Linked DNA regions of Homo sapiens: region 2 is linked to region 1. Evidence: read pairs that join two places in POLR2A ChIA-PET (ENCODE). Cell type or tissue: GM12878. All regions are shown on one strand. Links, peaks and the distances in the headings refer to the core of each region. The heading gives the core; the rest is flanking DNA.

Evidence for each region. Peaks named below come from ENCODE experiments on the same cell type or tissue, not always from the same donor. Only the 100,000 strongest peaks of a DNase experiment are listed, where the experiment ranks them.
Region 2: POLR2A ChIA-PET joins it to region 1 with 5 read pairs; 1 of 35 experiments calls an interaction of 5 or more read pairs at or near these places.

What each region holds. Positions count from the first base shown.
Region 1 is chr11:350,502-361,652 of GRCh38, forward strand. No RefSeq gene overlaps it. Among named protein-coding and RNA genes, the nearest start is that of B4GALNT4, 13 kb to the right of the region's middle. RefSeq lists a cis regulatory region at 314-790, enhancers at 2,539-2,588, 3,818-4,394, 3,900-4,189, 5,376-6,328 and silencers at 2,989-3,155, 5,624-5,943. In GM12878, for the core only: no CTCF peak of the experiment used is centred there; DNase peaks (open chromatin) are centred at 4,890 and 5,880; H3K4me3 peaks cover 1,161 bases; H3K27ac peaks cover 3,525 bases.
Region 2 is chr11:623,141-634,291 of GRCh38, forward strand. It overlaps CDHR5 (cadherin related family member 5), which reads right to left and starts at 1,815. Exons shown (of 15, transcript NM_021924.5): 1 at 1,678-1,815; 2 at 1,417-1,592; 3 at 1,073-1,123. The coding sequence starts at 1,762. It overlaps SCT (secretin), which reads right to left and starts at 4,041. Exons shown (of 4, transcript NM_021920.4): 1 at 3,933-4,041; 2 at 3,748-3,849; 3 at 3,557-3,649; 4 at 3,169-3,390. The coding sequence starts at 4,003. The coding sequence ends at 3,291. RefSeq lists an enhancer at 3,575-4,075 and a silencer at 3,669-3,963. In GM12878, for the core only: a CTCF peak has its summit at 6,275; no DNase peak of the experiment used is centred there; H3K4me3 peaks cover 782 bases; H3K27ac peaks cover 1,370 bases.

The DNA.
Region 1 (11,151 bases), core at 1,719-9,718:
GGACGGGGTTTTCACAGTGCTTTTCTATACAATGTCTGGAATCTATAGGTAATATAACCGATTAGATCAGCCAGCGGTCGATCTTTAACTACCAGGCCCAGGGTGTGGCGTTGGGCTGTCTGCTTGTGGATTTCATTTCTGCCTTTTAACTTCTTTCTCTGGAGGCAGAAATTGGGCATAAGACAATGTGAGGGGTGGTCTCCTCCCTTACGACTGGCTGTACCACAGCCCTGGGGGCCAAGCTGCAGCACAAAGGAAGTTACCTCTTTCCGTTCTGGCCAGGGCAAAATACGTGTGAGAAAACAGAGACATCAGCCACTCTGCTTAGCACCTAACATCACACTGGCAAGGCTCAAACTTGCTCCGGTCATCGTTAATCCAACCTCCAACCACAAGTTTCAACACGTGTTCTCTGGGCAAGTCGGTTGCCCCAAGTGATAGAAAAGATAAAAAAGAGAAAGGAGAGAGAGAAAAGCATCGCCTGAGGCAGGGTGGGGAAGGCAAAATGCTCAGGGAGGCCAGAGAAAGACCCGCCCATTGCAGGAACCCTGAGGACTTCAGGCGGCTGCTGTTGGGAAGGGACTTTTTCCGGCAGTCCCATCAGCTCTCAGGTTCCCCTTTTGCGAGAGGAGAAAGCTCCCCATGTTCCACGATCCTGTACGTGCCTAATCCTGTCACCCACAGCCGTCAGCAGAGAGTGCAAGGCAGATTAACCCAAAGAGAATAGCCGTTAACGTCCCCTCGTGCCGAACCCGTTCTCAGCCGAGAGGGACTTTTCTGAGAGGGACTTTACTGAGGGGGCTCTCTAAGCCCCTAAATCTTAAAAGGGACCCTAACCAACCCTCCTAAGGTGGGTCTCTAACCCAAGGTGGGTCAAGCATCCTTGCCTTGTATTAAGAGTGGGCTTTCACCCTCTCTGTCTTAGGACAGACCCTAACTCCCCTAAGTGGGCCTCTCACCCAATCCCATCCTTCGCCGGCTACCCCACCACTTACCCAGCGTCGTCCAGTCAGGGCCGAGTCTATTTCCTTTGGGTCGGGGGCTCCTCCTCAGTATTGTCCCTTCAGGGTTTGCCAGAAAGATGTTACCGGACCCCACTACTTACCCAAAGTTAGCCTTTAGGTCGGGGGTTTCCGCACTGGAGCCCCTCCTGAGGTCACCAGAGATATGTCACCTACCCAACGCTAGGTTTTGAGTCTGCAGTTTTTCTTCTGTGGTCGCCAGAAAGATGTTACCGGAAAGGGGTCCCGATCCAGACCCCGAGAGAGGGTTCCTGGATCTCATGCAAGAAAGAAATCAGGGGGAGTCCATAAAGTGAAAGCAAGTTGGCCGGGCGCAGTGGCTCACGCCTGTAATCCCACCACTTTGGGAGGCCAAGGCGGGCGGATCACGAGGTCAGGAGATCGAGACCATCCTGGCTAACACGGTGAAACCCCGTCTCTACTAAAAATACAAAAAAAAAAAAATTAGCTGGGCGTGGTGGCGGGCGCCTGTAGTCCCAGCTACGCGGGAGGCTGAGGCAGGAGAATGGCATGAACCCCGGGGGGCGGAGCCTGCAGTGAGCCGAGATCGCGACACTGCACTCCAGCCTGGGCGACAGCGAGACTCCGTCTCAAAAAAAAAAAAAAGAAAGCAAGTTAGTTTATTAGGAAAGTAAAGGAATCAAGAATGGCTACTCCATAGACAGAGCGGCCCCGAGAGCTGCGGGCTGCCCATTTTTACGGTTATTTCTTGATGATATGCTAAACGAGGGGTGGATAATTCATGCCTCCCCTTTTAGACCATGTAGAGAAACTTCCTGACCTTGCCATGGATCTGTAAACTGTCAGGACCTTGGTGGGAGTGTAGCGCTGAGGACGACCAGAGGTCACTCTCGACACCATCTTGGTTTTGGAGGGCTTTGTCCGGCTTCTTTACTCCAAACTGTTTTATCAGCAAGGTCTTTATGACCTGTAGCTATTGCCGACCTCCTATGTCATCCTGTGACTTAGAATGCCTTAACCGTCCGGGGATGCAGCCCAGCAAGTCTCAGCCTCATCTTACCCAGCTCCTAATCAAGATGGAGTTGCTCTGGTTCACATGCCTCTGACAGAACAGTCTCTGCTGTTTCGCCCTCTGGACCAGCCAGAACATTTCTCTCCCTGTCTCTCCACTCTCCCTGGGATGCCACTAGGTCTCTGCTCCTGAGAGCCAGGGTGTTCACCTTGGAGGCACACGGAGTCCATTTTCCACCTTGTGTGACTGTGTGCCTGGTGCTAGTGAGGCAGGAAAACAAGGCCTGGAGACAGGGAACATAAGACCGATTCACACCTCAGCTATGACAGGAAATATCCTCTCCATAGGGCCTGCACCCAGTAAATGACTTTGTAACTTTACTTCATCCTCTCCATTTACAGAGGGCGTACACCAAGTAACCAACGGAATCCTCTAGAAGGTATTTAAACTCCCCAAAATTCTGTAATGGGGCCCTTGAGCCCCATGCTCCGGCCGCTCCCACGCTGTGGCGTGTACTTTCCTTTTCAGTAAATCTCTTCATTCCTTCCTTCCTTTGTGGGTTTTGTCCAGTTCTTTGTTCAAGAAACCAAGAACCTGGGCAACCTCAACAGGTAATGATATGAAATTCATATTCACCCAGTGACTCTGAGCCCTTTTTAAAGAAGAGAGACTTTGGGTGTGTTACTTTACCTCTAGAGGGGCTGAAAGGTCCCCCCAGCTGGGAAACGAAGGCCCAGCCCGAGCTGCTATTGGTGGGCGGCACCCAGGCCATGAGAGCAGAAGACGCTCAGAAAGATCTCTTTCTAAACAAATCAAAGCCCAGTTTTGTTTTTGTTTTTCTGGCTTTTTGTTTTTTTGTTAAAGCAAAGTATCAGACTGCGAATAGACACCAGTTTCATCTCAGACTCACTGCTGGAGAACCAGCAAATCCCTGTGTCTGCCCGGCAGGTTCCTATGGAGAACCTTCGACTGGTTTCCAGGGCAGGAAGCCAGGCCCAACTCTGTGGACTGAGCCAGTGAATCGGCCTCAGGCCAGGCACAGAGCCGGCCCCAGAGGCTGGGGTGAAACACGAGCTGTGAGCTGCAAATCAGAAACAGAGCGACAGGACACTATTTTCATGACGAGGTTCTGGGTTTTTCCCTGATGTTTGTTTCCTCGGTTTTTTTGTTTGTTTTTCCCTTCCCAGTATTTTTGGACTTGAACTTTAGAACTTCAACTTCTCTGAGGTTTAGCTTGGCGGGAGGAGGGGGATTAATTACCGTACCGTAATTTCTCCTGGGATACTGGATTTGGGAAAGGGTATATATCCTAATTTGCCATTCTGAATTGGTTGCATTTGATTAAAAGCATGACTTCTATCATGGAGGGTCCAGCCCTACGGGGCTTGGCGGGTGTTCTCCCCGTGTGTGGAGACGAGAGACCGGAAGAAATAAATACACAAGACAAAGAGATAGAGAGAAAACAGCTGTGCCCGGGGAACCACTACCACCAAGATGCGGAGACCGGTAGTGGCCCCGAATGGCTGGGCACGCTGATATTGATTGCATACAAGACAAGGGGGCAGGGTAAGAACGGTGAGTTGTCCAAGTGATTGATAAGGTCAAGCAAGTCATGTGACCATAGGACAGGGGCCCTTCCCTTACAGGTAGCGGGAGCAGAGAGGGAAGGCAGCATACGTCAGCGTTTTCTTCTATGCACTTTTAAGAAAGATCAAAGACGGCCGGGCGCAGTGGCTCACGCCTGTAATCCCAGCACTTTGGGAAGCCGAGGCAGGCAGATCAGTTGAGGTCACGTGGCCAAGACCAGCCTGGCCAACATGGTGAAACCCTGTCTCTACTAAAAATACAAAAAATTAGCCACGCATGGTGGCAGGCGCCTGTAGTCCCAGCTATTTGGGAGGCTGAGGCAGGAGAATGGTGTGAACCCAGGAGGCGGAGCTTGCAGTGAGCCGAGATCGCACCACTGCACTCCAGCCTGGGCGACAGAGCAAGACTCTGTCTCAAAAAAAAAGAAAAAAAAAAAGAAAGAAAGAAAGATCAAAGACTTTATTTCTTCTACCGCTATCTTCTAAGAACTTCAAAGAGGAACCAGGAGTAAGGGAGGAGCATGAAAGTGGACAAGGAGTGTGATCATTCAAGCACCACAGGGAGGGGGTTAGGCCTCCGGATGACTGCGGGCCAGGCCTGGAGAATATCCAGCCTCCCACAAGAAGCTGGTGGAGCAGAGTGTTCCCTGACTCCTCCAAGGAAAGAAGACTCCCTTTCACGGTCGGCTAAGTAACGGGTGCCTTCCCAGGCACTGGCGTTACCGCTTAACCAAGGAGCCCTCAAGCGGCCCTTATGTTGGTGTGACAGAGGGCTCACCTCTTGCCTTCTAGGTCACTTCTCACAACGTCCCTTCAGCACCTGACCCTATACCCGCCGGTTATTCCTAGGTTATATTAGTAATGCCACAAAGAGAAATATTAAAAGCTAATGACTAATAATGTTTATACTGATTGATAATGTCCACGATAAAAGCTAATGATTAATAATGTTTATACTAATGATTGATATGTCCATGATCATCTCTAATTTGTATTATAACTATTCTTATTCTCTTTATTATACTGAAAGTTTGTGCCTTGTCTTTTTTTTTTTTTTTTTTTTTTTTTTTTTTTTTGAGACAGAGTCTCGCTCTGTCGCCCAGGCTGGAGTGCAGTGGCGCATCCGGGCTCACTGCAAGCTCCGCCTCCCAGGTTCACCCCATTCTCCTGCCTCAGCTTCCCGAGTAGCTGGGACTACAGGCGCCCGCCATGTGCCTTCAGTCTTTTGCCTCCGCACCTGGGTAATCCTCCGCCCACACTATCACATGCCCTGAATAATGGGGTTAAGAACAATTTGGGGTGGAAAACAGGGTAGGAAGGGAACAGATGGCTCAGAACACAGGAAGTTAATTTAACTGCAGTCCAGGGAGGATGGCATTCTGGAAGCCGAGTCGGCCTGAGGTCTAAGGGGCGGAGGGAACTCCAAGCTTGGCCTGGAGCTCAGGGAAGGGAGCTCGCGTGGACTTCAGGAGCCCGGTGGGTGCTTCCTGTGCACAAACGGGCAGGGTCTGAGCTCCCACCGTCTGGAAATGCTGCCCAGTGGATTTCAGCCTCATTTTACCCAGCTCCCAATCAAGATGGAATTGCTCTGGTTCAAACGCCTAGCTTCGCCAGCTAGGGGGTGAACCGGCCACAGATCCCCGGAGGCCAACAGAAGACAGAGCCCCTGGGTCAGAGGCAAGGACGGTTGACTTCTCAGGCAGGGAGGTGGCCAAGGGAACCGCTTCTGCGGCGGCTTCCCAAGCCCCAGCTCCCGCAGAAGGCCTGGAGGGGCCCGGGGACCCGTGCCACGCAGTGAGTGGCGGCAGGACACGAGCCCGGGGGCGCAGCTTCCTGGACACTCTGCCCCCAGACACTGGCTGCCACGCGGGACGGTGACCAGCGCTGCCCTCGGCGCCCGGGAGGCCTCCCAGGGCTGTGCGCCAGGAAAACATTCCCGAACCGACGGCCGGGAATGGAACGGGGCGGGGCGTTTCCCAGCCCGAGGAAAACAGCCCTGAAAGCGCGGCCAGGAATGGATGGGGGTGGGGCGTTTCCCAGCTGCTCTCCAGGGAGCCGCCTGGAGCGGGGGAAGGGGGGGGCGGCGCGTTCCAACGGTGGGGGGGCTCGTTCCAACGGTGGGGGGGCGGGTCTGCGTTTCGGGCCCCCAGACACGCAGCACGCGGAGGAGCGCCCCGCCCCGTCTAGAGCCCCTTCCTCCACAGCAGGGCCGGGGCGCAGGGGGTCTCCCCGCACCCAGCGCGTCCCGCCCCGTCCCGAACACAAAGGGCTCTGCCCGTCCGCGCTCCCACGAGGCGGCCCCTCCCCGCTTCCGGCCGAGGTGCGGTCGTCACTTCGGGGAAACGGAGAAAGCGCCTGGGGGGCGGGGCACACACACCATGCACATACACACCCCACACACACGTACCATGCACACACATATACACACACCACATATATACATGTCACACACATACCATGCACATACATACACACACCACACACATACACACATCACACACACACCATGGACATACACACACACCACACAAGCACCGTGCACACAAATATACACAAACCACATACACACGTGACACACATACACACATGCAACATGCACACACACCACAAACACATGCACCATGCACACACATACACACCACAAACATACATACACACGCATGCACCATGCACACACATATACACACCACGCACATACATGCATCATGCACGGACACACCCCACACATATACACATGCACCATGCACATACACACCACACACACACGCACCATGCACACACATATACAGCCACCACATACATACATATGTCACACACACATACACAGGCACAGTGCACATACATACACACCACACACATACACACAGCACACACACATACACACATGCACCATGCACATACACACATACACATCACAACACACACACCACAAACACACCACACACATCACACACATACACAGCACACATACATACACACATACACACACATACCATGCACACACATATACACACATACCACACACACGGGCACCATGAATGTACACACACACCACAAACATACATACACATATACACTCACACACAGGCACCATGCACATACACACCACATACATACACACATACACTCACACACAAGCACCATGCACATACACACACAACACATACATACACACCACAAACATGCATACATAGATACACTTTTACACACACACTATACATACCACACACATACACACACCACAAACACACCACACACATACATACATCACACACATACACAGCACACATACATACACACACACATGCACCATGCACACACATATACACACAGACTACACACACCACACACAGAGGCACCATGCATGTACACACACCACAAACACACATATGTGCACCATGCACATACATATACACACACCACACACAAAGGCACCATGTACATACACACCACAAACATACATACACACACACACCATACACATACACACAACACACACATACCACAAACACACAACATGCACACAACACACACATACACACCATAAACACACACAATGCACACACCACAAACACGCATACATACACACTTTTACACACACACACCATACATACACCCACACCACACACAACATACACACACCACAAACACATACACACACGCACACCACACATATACACCACACATATACACATATACCACACACACATGCACCATGCACACACATACAGACAACATACACATACACATCACAGATATGCACCATGCTCACAAATGCACATACACACCACACATACAACGTACACACAGGCACCACGCACATACACACACACCATGCATACACACATATACCCACATATACACCACATACACATACACACACTAAACACATACACATGCACACACACGTACACATACACACGTATACACATACACATGCACACGCATACACACACAATGTAAATATGCCCGTGGACCCAGGGTCCAACTGAGTGAACTCCCACAATTTGAGCAACACCTCATTCTACATCCTAACCCAAAGTGTGCTGTAAATACCTACAAGTGCATGGCGATATAAATTTATAAATGGGGGAGAAGAGACAAATCTCCCGTGCAGAAGAATTCTAAACCAATGGCGTAGACACTGCCCCTAAGGAGGAGCAGAGCCCCTCCCAGCCCCTCGACGTGGGCTGGCGCAGGGCCGTCCTTCCAGAGAGCGCGGGGTGGGAAGGGCTGGGCTCCTTCCGCGCGGCTCCACCTGCAGAAACCGATGGAGCTGATCCATCGTGGTTTGCACAGAGGAGCCTGACGGGCTCTGTCTCTGCAGAAGACGAGGCAGGCGTCGAGTTATGAGTCGCACCGGCGATGTTAGGATGGATGCAGATGCTGCTTTACCTCTGGAATCTTCTTCCAAGAAACCTATAACCCCAGCCTCCTCATGACAAAAAGAGCAGGCGAATCTCAGCAGGGGCACCCCGCCAACACACCCGGCCTCTTCTGAGCTGTCCAGGTCGTCAAAAGCAAAACGGCCCAGCCCAGAGGCCCCGGGAGACAGACGCTGAGGAACGCGGTCCTGGAACACAGAAAGGATGTCAGGGAAAACAAATGAGGGACTCTGGACCAACTGTGACTTTATTTGGTCAATAACGCATTAATACTGGTTCATTCATTATAACAAATACACCGAACTAAGCCAGACGGTAAAAACGAGGGGAACTGTTGGTGGAGCTGGGGGGCGGGGAAGCTCTCTGTGTTATTTCTGTAAATCTCAAACCCTTCCGAAAAATAAAGTCCATTCGTTTTTTAAAAATGCTAAACTGGGGCCGGGCACAGTGGCTCATGCCTGTAATCCCAGCACTTTGGGAGGCCAAGGCAGGTGGATCATCTGAAGTCAAGAGTTTGAGACCATCCTGGCCAACCTGGTGAAATCCCATCTCTACCAAAAACACAAAAATTAGCCGGGTGTGGTGGCGGGCACCTGTACTCCCAGCTGCTCAGGAGGCTGAGGCAGGAGAATCGCTTGAACCCAGGAGGCGGAGCTTGCAGTGAGCCGAGATCACTCTACCGCACTCCGGCCTGGGCGACAGAGCGAGACTCCCTCTCAAAAAAAAAAAAAAAAAAAGCGAAACTGACTGTGTTGTCATGCCCCCTCCTCCCTAATTGTGAAAGGCACAATTAGGTGTTGCAGTGGGCCCTGGAAATGGGGTCTCTGCCGGCCCCAGCATGGCAGGACTGGGGTGGCACCTCATGTCTACAGACAGGAGGTGTGGCCCAGGCGGGATCAGCATGGCTCCACCTGCAGAAGCCCTTGGAGCTGGCTGAGCCATCAAGGCACCCCTAGGCATGGGGGCTGCCTGCTGAAGCCTCACTTGATCTGTGTCATCAGAAAAACTCTAGGTGTGGTGGATAGAAGTGAGTCAGTCAGCTCAGTCTGCCATTACAAAACACCACAGAACAGAAATGTATTTTCTCACCTTTCTGGCTGCTGGAAGCCTGAGATCAGGGTGCCAGCGTGGTCAGGTTCAGAAGCTCCAACTCACTGTGTCCTCCCAGGGCCTTTCCTCAGCACGTGCATGTCAGGGGAGAGACAGACAGAAAGAGAGAGAGAAAGAGACAGAGGGAGAGAGAGATGGGGGAGAGACAGAGACAGGACAGAGAGATGGGGGAGAGATAGAGACAGAGAGGGAGAGCGAGAGAAACGGAGAGAGAGATGGGGGAGAGACAGAGAGAGGGAGAGAGAGATGGGGGAGAGATAGAGACAGAGAGGGAGAGAGATAGAGGGAGAGAGATGGGGGAGAGATAGAGACAGAGAGGGAGAGAGACAGAGGGAGAGAGATGGGGGAGAGATAGAGACAGAGAGGGAAAGAGAGAGAAACGGAGAGAGAGAGACAGAGGGAGAGAGAGATGGGGGAGAGACAGAGAGAGGGAGAGAGAGATGGGGGAGAGATAGAGACAGAGAGGGAGAGAGACAGAGGGAGAGAGATGGGGGAGAGATAGAGACAGAGAGGGAGAGAGAGAGAAACGGAGAGAGAGAGACAGAGGGAGAGAGAGATGGGGGAGAGACAGAGAGGAGAGAAAGAGATGGGGGAGAGACAGAGACAGGAGAGAGAGATGGGGGAGAGATAGGGAGAGAGAGATAGAGGGAGAGAGATAGGGGAGAGACAGACAGGGAGAGAGACATGAGGGAGAGAGAGACAGAGAGAGATGGGGAGAGACAGAGAGGGAGAGGGAGATGAGGAGAGACAGAGACAGGGAGATAGATGGAGGACAGAGGGAGAGAGAGACATGGGGAGAGAGAGAGAATTTGTGGGGAGACAGTGCATGAGCTCTGGACTCCCCTGTTATCAGGGCATCAACCCCATCCTGGGGGCCCAGCCTCAGGACTTCATCTGACCCTAATCACCTCCCAAGGGCCCCCTCCAAATGCCGTCACACAGGCTTAGGGCTTCAACATACAGATTTGTTCAGTCCACAGCAAGAAGCCTGGGTTCCTCACAACAGAGCTGTGGCCCCTCTGCCAGTTTCCATTCTGAGCCAGTCCACGGAGCCAGGCCCTGAGGAAGGACCCAATGACATTGCCGAGGATTTTACTGTAAATCTCCTTCCTGGACTTCCCATGGGCCCCTAAGAACCACGCACCAGATGGCTATGAAGGGAACGAGAGATACAGACTTTTCAGGGACCTGGCTGTGCACGGACGTTAATTCCACGGTGGTATCTGCCTGGCAAAGCAGGGGCTTGTGGCCGTCAGGTGATCCGTGAGTTCTAGCTCAGATCTGTCTCTCGGCGAGGCCAGTGACCTGCTCTCTGGTTTTGGAATGCATCAGTGGCACAGACATCCTCAGAATCCTACATTGGTCCCTGACCCATGGGGTGAGGGGTCTCATGTTGGAAAAGGCCAGATGGAGGCCATAGAGCTGCCTCTACCCAGGAAAACAGTCAATCGAAATAAGTCCCGCCTCCCTGGAGGTACAGCAGAGATCGGTGCCACCATCCAGGACCTGACCTGCCTCCCTGGAGGGACAGCAGAGATCGGTGCCACCATCGCGGACCTGACCCGCCTCCCTGGAGGGACAGCAGAGATCAGTGCCACATCGTGGACCTGACGATGCAGGGGCTGGAGACTCCACCACAGCCCCGTTTGCCTGCCTTCTTTGGCCTGTGTGGAAGGCAGGAGGATCTGGAAGAAGGACAGGGAATTGCTGTAAAAAATAATCAGACGGTGGTTAGCGTAACGTCTGCTCCTGACAGGCTTTCACTGAGCAGCAAATCCACACGCTCCTTGCGGCCTCATGGGTGTAGGGTCCAGCCCCACAGGGTCGGTGGGTTTTTCTCCCCATGTGCAGAGACGAGAGAGTGTAGAAATAAAGACACAAGACAAAGAGATTAAAAAAAAGACAGCTGGGCCCGGAGGACCACTACCACCAATGCGCGGAGACCGGTAGTGGCCCCGAATGTCTGGCTGCGTTGTTATTTATTGGATACAAGGCAGAAGGGGCAGGGTAAAGAGTGTGAGTCATCTCCAATGATAGATAAGGTCACGTGGGTCACGTGTCCACTGGACAGGGGG
Region 2 (11,151 bases), core at 874-8,873, 270 kb after region 1:
GCTACTAAAAATACAAAAATTAGCCGGCCGTGGTGGCGCATGCTTGTAATCCCAGCTACTCAAGAGGCTGAGGCAGGAGAATCGCTTGGACCCGGGAGGCGGAAGTTGCAGTGAGCCGAGATCGCTCCACTGCACGCCAGCCTGGGTGACAGAGTGAGACTCTGTCTCAAAAAAGAGTCTCTCTCTTTCAGAGACATATCCCAAGATATGTGCAGGTGACGTGCCGTGGTGCATGGAGGGCACAGAGCCTGCTGTGTGCTGGTAGGTGAGGGGGCCTGTGCTGGCCTCAGGATTCTGCAATTTTCCTTAATAAAGCCGAAAAAAATGCCGCCGGTCAAGAAGCAGGATGTTGGGGGAGCGGGGCTGGGATGCAACAGGGCATAGGGTGGTTGGGATTTCTCTGAAGACTGCAGTCCTGAGCCGGTGAGGGAGGGGCGTGCCTGGCGGGAGCCCTGAGGCTGCAGTGGAGCCTCTGCACAGTATGTCTGGGTTTGACTCGGTGAGAAAGGAGCCGTGGAGGGCTGGGGTGGGCTGGGCAGCCTTGGTTTACAACATCCACAGGGGCTGTTCTGCCACGTGGAGTGGACTGGGGCCAGCAAAGGGCAACAGGGAAGCCGGTGGGCCAGCTGGAAGTTTCCCAAAATGAGTGCTGGTGTCCCGGCCCTGATGGGACTGGAGGTGGACAGACTCTGGATTTCTGGGTCGAGCTGGGGCACAGCCAACAGATTTACCAGTGGGGGGCTGTGGGGGACACGTGGGGAGGGAGGGCGAGTGGGAACCAAGGTGGTCCCCGTGACTGGCAGGATAAAGGTGCCTCCCTTGTGGATGGTTGAGGGAGTGGGTGGGAGTCTTGGGCACACTGGATGGGGTGTCTGCTGGACAAGGGGTCAGTGACGGGGACTCCACAGCTCAGGGCAGAGTCTGGACTGGAGGAAATGTGGGCATCACCCTCGGGGGGGTGGAATTTGAAACCACACCCTAGCTGACGTCATCAAAGACTGGTCCTGGACCGGCAGGGCAGAGCCCAGCAGAGGTGGCCGGGTGGGGCGGGGAGAGCGGGGCGGGGACTCACCAATGTGCCTCCGCTCTGACACAGCAGCTGAGCCTCAAGCAGTGACTTCTCCTGTGGATGTAGACAGGTCTGCAGTCACCGTCCTGCCCCACAGGTGGGGAGACTGAGGCCAAGTGGGCAGGCGCTGGCCCAGGGTCCCCATCATCAGTGGTCAGTGCTGAGGGTGTGGGCCCAGGCAGCTTCATCCCGAAATGGCCCAGCCTTCTAGGGCAGGCACCACCAAGCATGGGTGTCAGTGGATGCCCGCAGGCATAGAACTCCTAGGCCCCCAAGGGAGGTGTGGCCTGAGGATGCAGGTGCCCTTCTCCCGGGACCCCCATATCCCGCCCGCCTGCCGCCCACACCTCGTAATCAGGAGTCACGTTGAGAAACAGCTGGTTTCCCTGGATCCGAAATGCAAAGGGGGTGGACAAGGCTCCGAGGGTCACCTCCTGGCCCTCCGGGACGTGGATGTCCACCAGCGGCTCGGTGACATTTGTGTTCTCCTCTACTTCAAAGATGTCCTTGTTCACAGAGCAGTCTGTAAGGTTGCAGAGGAGGGATCAGTGCCTCCCAGCCCCTGGCTCCCCGCCGCCCGTGCCCCACCTACCCCTGCCCGCACATACACTGGGCCTGGGCCATGGTCCCCGGGGGTCGGACGAGCAGCCCGGTGAACAGCAGGGGAGGCCACAGCAGGGCCCAAGACCCCATCTTGGCGGCTGTCACCTGGCAGGAGGGTCTGAGCGGGTCTGGCGTCTAGGACTGGCGCAGTTCCTACCTCAGCGACCTTCGCCCCAGCCAGACGCCGCCCAGTTTATGATCCTTTACGACCGGCTTCTGCCAAGGGGGCTCCCGCTGGCCGGCTGGTCCAGCCCACTGCCAGAAGGAGGGGCAGTCGTTTGGCCCAAGTTGGACTGAGTGCAGGGGTCAACCAGGGGGCTCAGGTCACAGGCACCGAGGCACAGGGCAGAAGGGACTGGAGAGCGGCTCATGGGTGCCGTGGGGGTAGGGGCAGGGCAGGGGCAGGGCTAGGGTGTGGGAGAGAAGCTGGGGGCTGGGGGCGGGGGCTCGGCCCTTGGTGTCGGGGTGTCTGGAACCTGCCTCCCTAGCCCAGGCTGCCCTGGCTTGGCTCCTCCCCTAAGATCTCCCTCAGGCAAAGTTCCTAAGGCCACCCCTTGAGGCTCAGAACCCGGGTGTTCCCCAGGGAGCACCTCCCTCCCTGCCTGACAGCAGGTTCTGAAGGAAAAGGCTCTCCTCACTGTGTCCTGGGGACACCCCTGCCTGCCCCAGAGACAAGTCGGCTTCTCAGGGCGGGGCTGGACAGGGCCTTAGTGACTGAGGCTAAGGCGGGGCTGTGAGGGGCAGCTGGGAGTTCCTGGGGGGCCCTGGTGCCCGACAGAGGGGGTGAGGTGAGACTCGACACTTGCCCTGCTCTTTTCATTGGCCCCCCAGAAGCCCCCAGCTCTAGGGAGAGGCCACTGGGTAGGGTCGGGGCGAGGAAGTGGCTGTCGTGAGGGGTAGGTGGAGTTCTCCTCCTCCAGGCCTGTGCGCCGAAGCTTCTGGCCTCTCATGGCTGGGGCTGGGCTCAGTGTCCTAACCCTGCACGGTGCCCTCATGGTCGCCTTCAAGCCCTGCACGCTCCGTGCTCCACAGGCTCTGAGGGGTCAAGCCACTGGTCCGAGGCCACACGAGACAGAGGGTCCGGAGTCCTCACGCCAGAGTGGATTCCTGGCACCCCAGGTGACACCTCCACCCTCCCCTCTTCCTGCCCGCCTGAGCCCCCCTGGCCCCTTCACACCCTCCCCACTACCCCTTACAGAAACACTGACCACATGGGCCCCCGGGCAGGAGCTGAGAGGGTGTCCGGGATCCCCCGAGCCCCAGAATGTTTCCTAATGGATGACAAGGGGTGGGGCGGGGCCCTGCAGTACTTAGTCGAGGTACAGGAGGTGGCCCTGATGCCAGAGATAAGGATGAGGGGCCGCCGTGCCTGCAGGTGTAAAGGGCAGCTGGGTGTGGTCAGTCCCTCCTGGGTGGATGGGCCTCCATCCATCCCTCAGCCCCGCTACACAGGGGTTGCCTCGATTACACTGAGTGGACACAGACAACTCCCAGCGTCTGGGTCTGATTCCTCCTTTATTGGTGCCAAGTACCACCCCTCCCCCTCTCCCCCATCCTGCCCCCCACCCCAAATGCAGCTGCGCTCCTGGGCCGGGCAGGTGGTGAGGGGGTTCCTTCCTCATCTGGGCCGCAAGGTTCCTTCTGCAGCAGCGCCAGCTGGTTCTGAAACCATAGGCCCAGGGGGCAGCCAGGGAGACCAGGTCCCGTCCAGGGGCATCCTGCAGAGACAGCACGTGAGGGTCTGAGGGCTGGGGCTGGAGACCCCGGCCCCGCTGCTGGAATTGGGCCTCCAGTGGCCACCAGCGCTGACCCGGGGAGGCCAGGACAGAAGGAGGGGTCTGGGGTGGGGTCTGGAGTGGGGTCTGCGGTGGGGCGGGTGCTCACCAGGCCTGCAGGATGGGCATGTTGGACCCTGACGGGCAGAGCAGACCCGCGCTGAGCCTGGTCCAGGCCATGCTGTTCTCTGCGTCCTGCTCGCTGCCCCCCGCCCCAAAACAGAGTTAGTCCTGGAGCTGGGGGGTCGCGCGTTGCTGCTGGGGCACCACGCCAGGACCCCCCACCCCACCCGGCCTCACCTGCGCTTCCCCACCAGGCCCTGTAGCAGCCGCTGGAGCCGCGCGCCCTCCCGCAGGCGGCTGAGCTCGCTGGTGAACGTCCCGTCTGAGTGTCGCCGGGCCCTGCGGGCGGTCGGGGGTCGGGGTCAGGGCGCACTGGGGGCGGGTGGGGCCCGGGGGGCGGGCGGGCCTGGCGGGCGGCTCACCTGGGGGGCGCGGGGCGCGCGGCGGAGCCCCCGAGGAGCAGCAGCAGCAGCAGGAGGGGCCGGGGGGCCATGGCGGGGTCGGGGCGCAGGAGCTGAGCGCTGCGGCCACGGCCCCGGGCCCCCGCAAGGCCCCTTTATGGCGGCGCCCGGAAAGGGGACGGCCCGGCCGCGCCCAGCGATCCCGGGAAGGTCAGGGCCGCCCCCCCAGCTGTCGCCCCGGCCCGGCCTCCCGCCCCCTCCGCCGCGCTGGCGCCCCTCGGCCGGCTGGGGGAGGGGGACGTCCCGGCCTGGGGGGCGAACGGAGCGCGGGCCTGGGACCCGCAGAGGGAACCGCACCGCGAAGCCTCGGAGCCTGCGGGGGCGGAGGGGCCGGAGGGCTTGGGGGAGGGTTTGGGGGGGGACTGGGGGGCCCCGGGGAAGGGGCTGCGGCCGGAGTTCCGGAGGCCCCTGGAGCACCTTGCTGGGGCGAGTTCGTCTCCAGCTTCAGCGTGGCGTGACTGTTGGGGGGCCGGTGTTGCCATTTTATCTGCTTTGAAGTGCGCGATTCAGGATCATTCGGTGCATCCATCCCCACCATCCGTTCTCAGACTTTCCCGTCCTCCCAAAATCCGTTCACAGACGCTCCCGTCCTCCCAAAATCCGTTCACAGACGCTCCCGTCCTCCCAAAATCCGTTCACAGACGCTCCCGTCCTCCCAAAATCGTTCACAGACGCTCCCGTCCTCCCAAAATCGTTCACAGACGCTCCCGTCCTCCCAAAATCGTTCACAGACGCTCCCGTCCTCCCAAAATCCGTTCTCAGACTCTTCCGTCCTCCAAAAATCCATTCTCAGACTCTTCCGTCCTCCCAAAATCCGTTCTCAGACTCTCCCGTCCTCTCAAAATCTGTTCACAGACGCTCCCGTCCTCCCAAAATCCGTTCACAGACGCTCCCGTCCTCCCAAAATCCGTTCACAGACGCTCCCGTCCTCCCAAAATCCGTTCTCAGACTCTCCTGTCCTCCCAGAATGAAGCTCTGTCCCCATCAAACGCCCCCTCCCCTCCTCAGCCCCGGCGCCCCGTCCACTTTCTGTCTGTGGATTCAGCGCTTCCAGGGACTGCGCGCAGGGGGAGCCTCACGGGATTTGTCCTTTGGAGACCGGCTGGATTCTCAGCGCAGCATCCTCCGCCTTCGCCGCCGCGGCCTGGCCTGTGTGGGAATCTCCTTCCCTTTTGTGGGGAACTGTGTCCCGCTGTGTGCAGGGACCGCATCGACCGCGTCCGCTCATCTGTGGGCATCTTGATGGACACCTGGGCTGCCTCCCCTTTGGGGCGACGGCGAGTAACGCTGCTGTGAACGTGGGTGTGCAAACGGCGCTTCCCGATCCCGTTTTCAAGCGTTCTTGGTGTATAGTTATGAGGGAATTGCTGGGTGACAGAGTAATTATGTGTTAAATATTCTGAGGAAACGCCAAACTGTCTTCCCAGCAGCGCAGCAGGGACACGGTTCTTGTCCTCGCCAACACTTGCTACTTTGTGGCTTTTTGTTTGTCGCGTACTAACGATGCCGGTGGGTGCGACGTGGTGTCTCGCTGCGGTTTTGATTGGCATCTCCCTAATGGCCAGCGATGTGGAGCATGTTCTCAAGTGTCTGTGAGCCATTTATACATCATGGAGTGGACGGAGAAATGGCCGTCAAGCCCTTTGATGTTCTGCTGTGGTTGCGAGTCATGCACTGTATCCGTCTGTTAAATCAGCCACAATATTTTCCCCAGCGTTTGCATCATTTCACAGCCCCGCCAGCAATGTGGGGCTGGCTGGCTGGCTGGCTTGCTGGCTTGCTTGCTTTTCTTTCTTTCTTTCTTTCTTTCTTTCTTTCTTTCTTTCTTTCTTTCTTTCTTTCTTTTTCTTTCTTTCTTTCTTTCTTTCTTTTTTTCTTTTTCTTCCTTTCTTCCTTTCTTCTTCCTTTCTTCCTTTCTTTCCTTCCTTTCTTTCTTTTTCAGAGGGAGTCTCGTTCTGTCACCCAGGCTGGAGTGCCGTGGGGCCATCTCAGCTCACTGCAACCTCCGCCTCCCGGTTTCAAGCAGTTCTTGTGCCTCGGCCCTCCAAGTAGCTGGGATTACAGGTGCCTGCCACTATGACTGGCTAATTTTTATATTTTTAGTAGAGACAGGGTTTCACCATGTTGCCCAGGCTGGTCTGAAACTCCTGACCTCAAGTGATCCACCTGCCTCGGCCTTCCAAAGCACTGGGATTACAGGCGTGAGCCACAGCGCCCGGCCTCACTTTCTCTGCACACTGTCAACATCCCTGCAGTCGCTATTTTTAACCTTCAGCCATTCTCTCTGCGGCAACACCTCCTTGTGGTCTTAGTTGCATTTCCCCAGTGGCGGGTGATTCCGAACCTCTTTCCAGGTGCTTGTTTCCATTTGCATGTTGTCGTGGGTTAAATGTATCTTCACATCTCTTGCCCGTTTTTAAATTGTTCTCTACTGCTGAGTTTTGTTTTTTTTTTTATTGTGGGAAAACATGCATAACATGAAACTTACCATTTTAGCCATTTTAAAGTATGAAGTGATACTTAGTACGGTCACGGAATTATACAACCAGCACCGCTGTTTAGTTCCAGAACTTTTTACTCCCCAGATGGAAAATCTCAAATCCATAAAGCATTTACCTCCCCTTCCCCCATCCCTTCAGCTCCTGAGTAACAATGAATTTACTTTCTGTCTCTGTGGATCTGCCTGTTCTGGGTATTTCATACCAATAAAATCCTAAAAGCTGGGCATGGTGGTACATGCCTGTGGTCTCGGCTACTTGAGACGGTGAGGCAGGAGGATGGTTTGAGGCCAGGAGTTCGAGACCAGCCTGGGAAACATAGCAAGACCCTGGTCACTATTTTTATTTATTTATTTATTTTTATTTATTTGTTTTGAGATGGAGTTTCACTCTTGTTGCCCAGACTGGAGTGCAATGGCGCGATCTTGGCCCACTGCAACTTCCGCCTTCTGGGTTCAAGCAATTCTCCTGCCTCAGCCTCTGGAGTTGCTGGGATTACAGCACCACCATGCCCAGCTAATTGTGTACTTTTCATGGAGGCAGGGTTTTGCCATATTGGTCAGGCTGGTCTTGAACTCCTGACCTCAGGTGATCCGCCCGCCTCAGCCTCCCAAAGTGCTGGGATTACACGCAGGAGCCACCGCGCCTGGCCCCAGAATTTCATTCATTTTAATGGAAAAATCACACTGCATTTGGTTCATCCATTCACCTGCTGAGGACGTTTGGTTTATTTCTACCTTGTATATATTGTGTTTGTTTGTCTGCTTGAGACAGAATCTCGTTCTGTTGCCCAGGCTGGAGTGCAGTATATGATCTCCGCTCACTGCAACCTCCGCCTACCAGGTTTAAGTGATTCCCCTGCCTCAGCCTCCTAAGTAGTGGGACTACAGGCATGCACCACCACACCCCCTAATTTTTGTATTTTTAAAAAATATTTATTTATTTATTTACTTTAGAGACGGACTCTCACTCTGTCACCCAGGCTGGAGTGCACTGACCTGATCTCAGCTCACTGCAACCTCCGCCTCCCGGGTTCAAGCTATTCTCCTGCCTCAGCCTCCCAAGTAGCTGGGATTACAGGCACCTGCCACGCCCGGCTAATTTTTGTATTTTTAGTAGAGACGGGGTTTAACCCTGTTGGCCAGGCTGGTCTCCAACTCCAGGTCTCAGGTGATCCACCCGCCTCGGCCTCCCAAAGTGCTAGGGTTACAGGCATGAGCCACTGTGCCCGGCCAGTACTTTGTGTATTTTCAGTGGAGATGGGGTTTCACCATGTTGGCCAGGCTGGTCTTGAACTTCTGGCCTCAAGCAATCTGCCCACCTCGGTCTCCCAAAGTGCTGAGATTACAGGCGTGAGCCACCATGCCCGGCCCCTTTTGTATATTGTGAATAGTGCCGCTGTGAACATTTACATACAAGCTTTTATTTGAACACCTGTCTTCACTTCTTTTGGGTATGTAACATACCCACTGAGTCATATGGCAACTCTACGTGAAACTTGTTGAGGAACTGCTGGACTTCTTCTCACAGTGACCATTTTATATTCCCAAAAGCAGTGAATGTCTCCTCATCCTTAACACTTGGTATTTTTATTTATTTATTTATTTATTTATTTACTACCATGGCCATCCTAATGGATATGGAATGGTATCTTACTGTGGTTTTGATTTGCATTTCCCCAGTGACTAATGAGGTTGAGCATCTTTTCAAGTGCTTTGTGGCCATTTGTGTGTGACATATGTATATTTTTTGTTTGTTTGTTTGTTTTGGGGACGGAGTCTCGCTCTGTCACCCAGACTGGAGTGCAATGGTGCGATCTCGGCTCATTGCAACCTCCACCTCCCAGGTTCAGGCGATTCTCCTGCCTCAGCCTCCTGAGTAGCTGGGACTACAGGTGCCCGCCACCATGCCTGGCTAATTTTTTTGTATTTTTAGTAAAGACGGGGTTTCACCATGTTAGCCAGGATGGTCTCCATCTCCTGACCTCATGATCCGCCCACCTCGGCCTCCCAAAGTGCTGGGATTACAGATGTGAGGCACCGTGCCCAGCCATATTTTTTTTAAGACAGAGTCTCGCACTGTTGCCCAGGCTGGAGTGCAGTGGCGTGTTCTTGGCTCACTGTAACCTCTGCCTCCCGGGATCAAGCGATTGTCCCACCTCCGCCTCCCAAGTAGCTGGGATTATGGGCGCCCGCCAGCATACCCAGCTAATTTTTGTATTTGTAGTAGAGACGGGGTTTCACCATGTTGGCCAGACTGTTCTCGAACTCCTGACCTCAAGGGATCCGCCTGCCTCGGCCTCCCAAAGTGCTGGGATTACAGGCGTGAGCCACTGAACCCGGCCATTTGGGTATCTTCTTTGAAGAAATGTCTATTCAAGTCCTTTACTCATTTTCATTATTTATTTTATTTTGAGACAGGGTCTCACTTTGTTGCCCAGCTTGGAATATGTTGGCTCAATCACAGCTCACTGCGGCCTCAACCTCCTGGACTCAAAGGATCCTCCCACCTCAGATTCCCAAAAAGCTGTGACTATAGGCTCACGCCACCACACCCAGCTAATGTTTGTATTTTTAGTAGAGATGGGGTGTCTTTCTTTTTTTTTTTTTTTTGAGACAGAGTCTTGGTCTGTTGCCCAGGCTGGAGTGCAGTGGCACGATCTTGGCTCACTGCAAGCCCCGCCTCCCAGGGTCACGCCATTCTCCTGCCTCAGCCTCCTGAGTAGCTGGGACTACAGGTGCCCGCCACCACGCCCGGCTAATTTTTTGTAATTTTAGTAGAGACGGGGTTTCACCATGTTAGCCAGGATGGTCTCGATCTCCTGACCTTGAGATCCGCCCGCCTCAGCCTCCCAAAGTGCTGGGATTACAGGCTTGAGCCACCAAGCCTGGCCTGTTGTGGAGGATCTTCTATACATAAGACCATGTCATCTGCAAGTAGAAATAGTTTTCTTTTCCAATTTTGGATACCTTTAATTTCTTTTTCTTGAGTAATGCTCTTGCTAGAATGTCCAGAACAATGTTGAACAGAAGCAGCAGCAGTGGGCATCCTTGTCTCTTTCAAAGGCTTTTTGTTTCTCACCATTGAGTATGATGTTAGCTGTGTTTGTATTTTGTTTGTTTGTTTGAGACAGTCCCCCTCTGTCATTCAGGGTGGAGTGCAGTGGTGCGATCTCGTCTCACTGCAGCCTCCACCTCCTGGATTCACGTAATTCTCGTGTCTCAGCCTCCTGAGTAGCTGGGACTGTAGGCGTGCGCCACCATGCCCAGCTAATTTTAATTTTTGTATTTTTAGTGGAGATGGGATTTCAACATGTTGGGCATCTGGTCTTGAACTCCTGATCTCAAGTGATCCACCCGCCTCGGCCTTCCGAAGTGCTGGGATTACAGGCATGAGTCACGGCGCCCGGCCTGATGAAGTTTGTTTCTATTCCTAGTTTATTGAGTCTTATTATCATGAAAGGGTTTTGAATTTTATGAAATGGTTTTTTCTGCATCAGTTGGGATGATCGCGTGGGTTTTTCTTCATTCTGTTAATGTGGTGTATGACATTGAATTTCGTCTGTTCGTTCACCCTTGCATTCCTGGGATAAATCCCACTGGGTTATGGTACATAATCCTTTTAAAAATGCTGTTTTTCGGCCAGGCACTGGCTCACGCCTGTAACCCCAGCACTTTGGGAGGCCAAAGTGGGCGGATCATGAGGTCAGGAGTTTGAGACCAGTCTGGCCAACAGAGTGAAACCCTGTCTCTACTAAAAATACCAAAATTAGCTGGGCATGGTGGCACGTGCCTGTAGTCCCAGCTGTTCAGGAGGCTGAGGCAGGAGAATAGCGTGAACCCGGGAGGCAGAGGTTGTGGTGAGCCGAGATCACACCACTGCACTCCAGCCTGGGTGACAGAGTGAGACTCCATCTCAAAAAAAAAAAAAAAATGCTGCTTTTCTGGCAGGCAGCACTTTAAAAGGGACTGTGTTTGCTCATATTTTTTCGAGAACTTTTGCATCTATATTCATAAAGGATACTCATTTGGAATTTTCTTTTTGTGATATCATTACTGTTGAGTTTTGAGAATTATTAATCTTTTTTGTATACAAGCCATTTGCTGGATATATGATTGCTAATTTTTAAAAAAAATTTGTTTCTTTTTTAATTTTAATTTATTATTTATTTATTTATTTATTTATTTATTTATTTATTTTGAGACGGAGTCTCGCTCTGTCGCCCACGCTGGAGTGCAGTGGTGCGATCTTGGCTCACTGCAAGCTCTGCCTCCCGGGTTCACGCCATTCCCTTGCCTCAGCCTCCCGAGTAGCTGGGACTACAGGTGCCCGCCACCACGCCTGGCTAATTTTTTGTATTTTTAGTAGAGACAGGGTTTCACTGTGTTAGCCAGGATGGTCTCGATTTCCTGACTTCGTGATCTGCCTGCCTCGGCCTCCCAAAGTGCTGGGATTACAGGCATGAGCCACCTCGCCCAGCCTATTTATTTATTTTTTGACACAGAGTCTTGCTCTGTTTCCCAGGCCAGAGTGCAATGACGTGATCTCCGCTCACCGCAACCTCTGCCTCCTGGGTTCAAGTGATTCTCCTTCCTCAGCCTGCCAAGCAGCTGGGATTACAGGTGCACACCACCACGCCCGGCTTTTTTTTTTTGAGACGGAGTCTTGCTCTGTCACCCAGG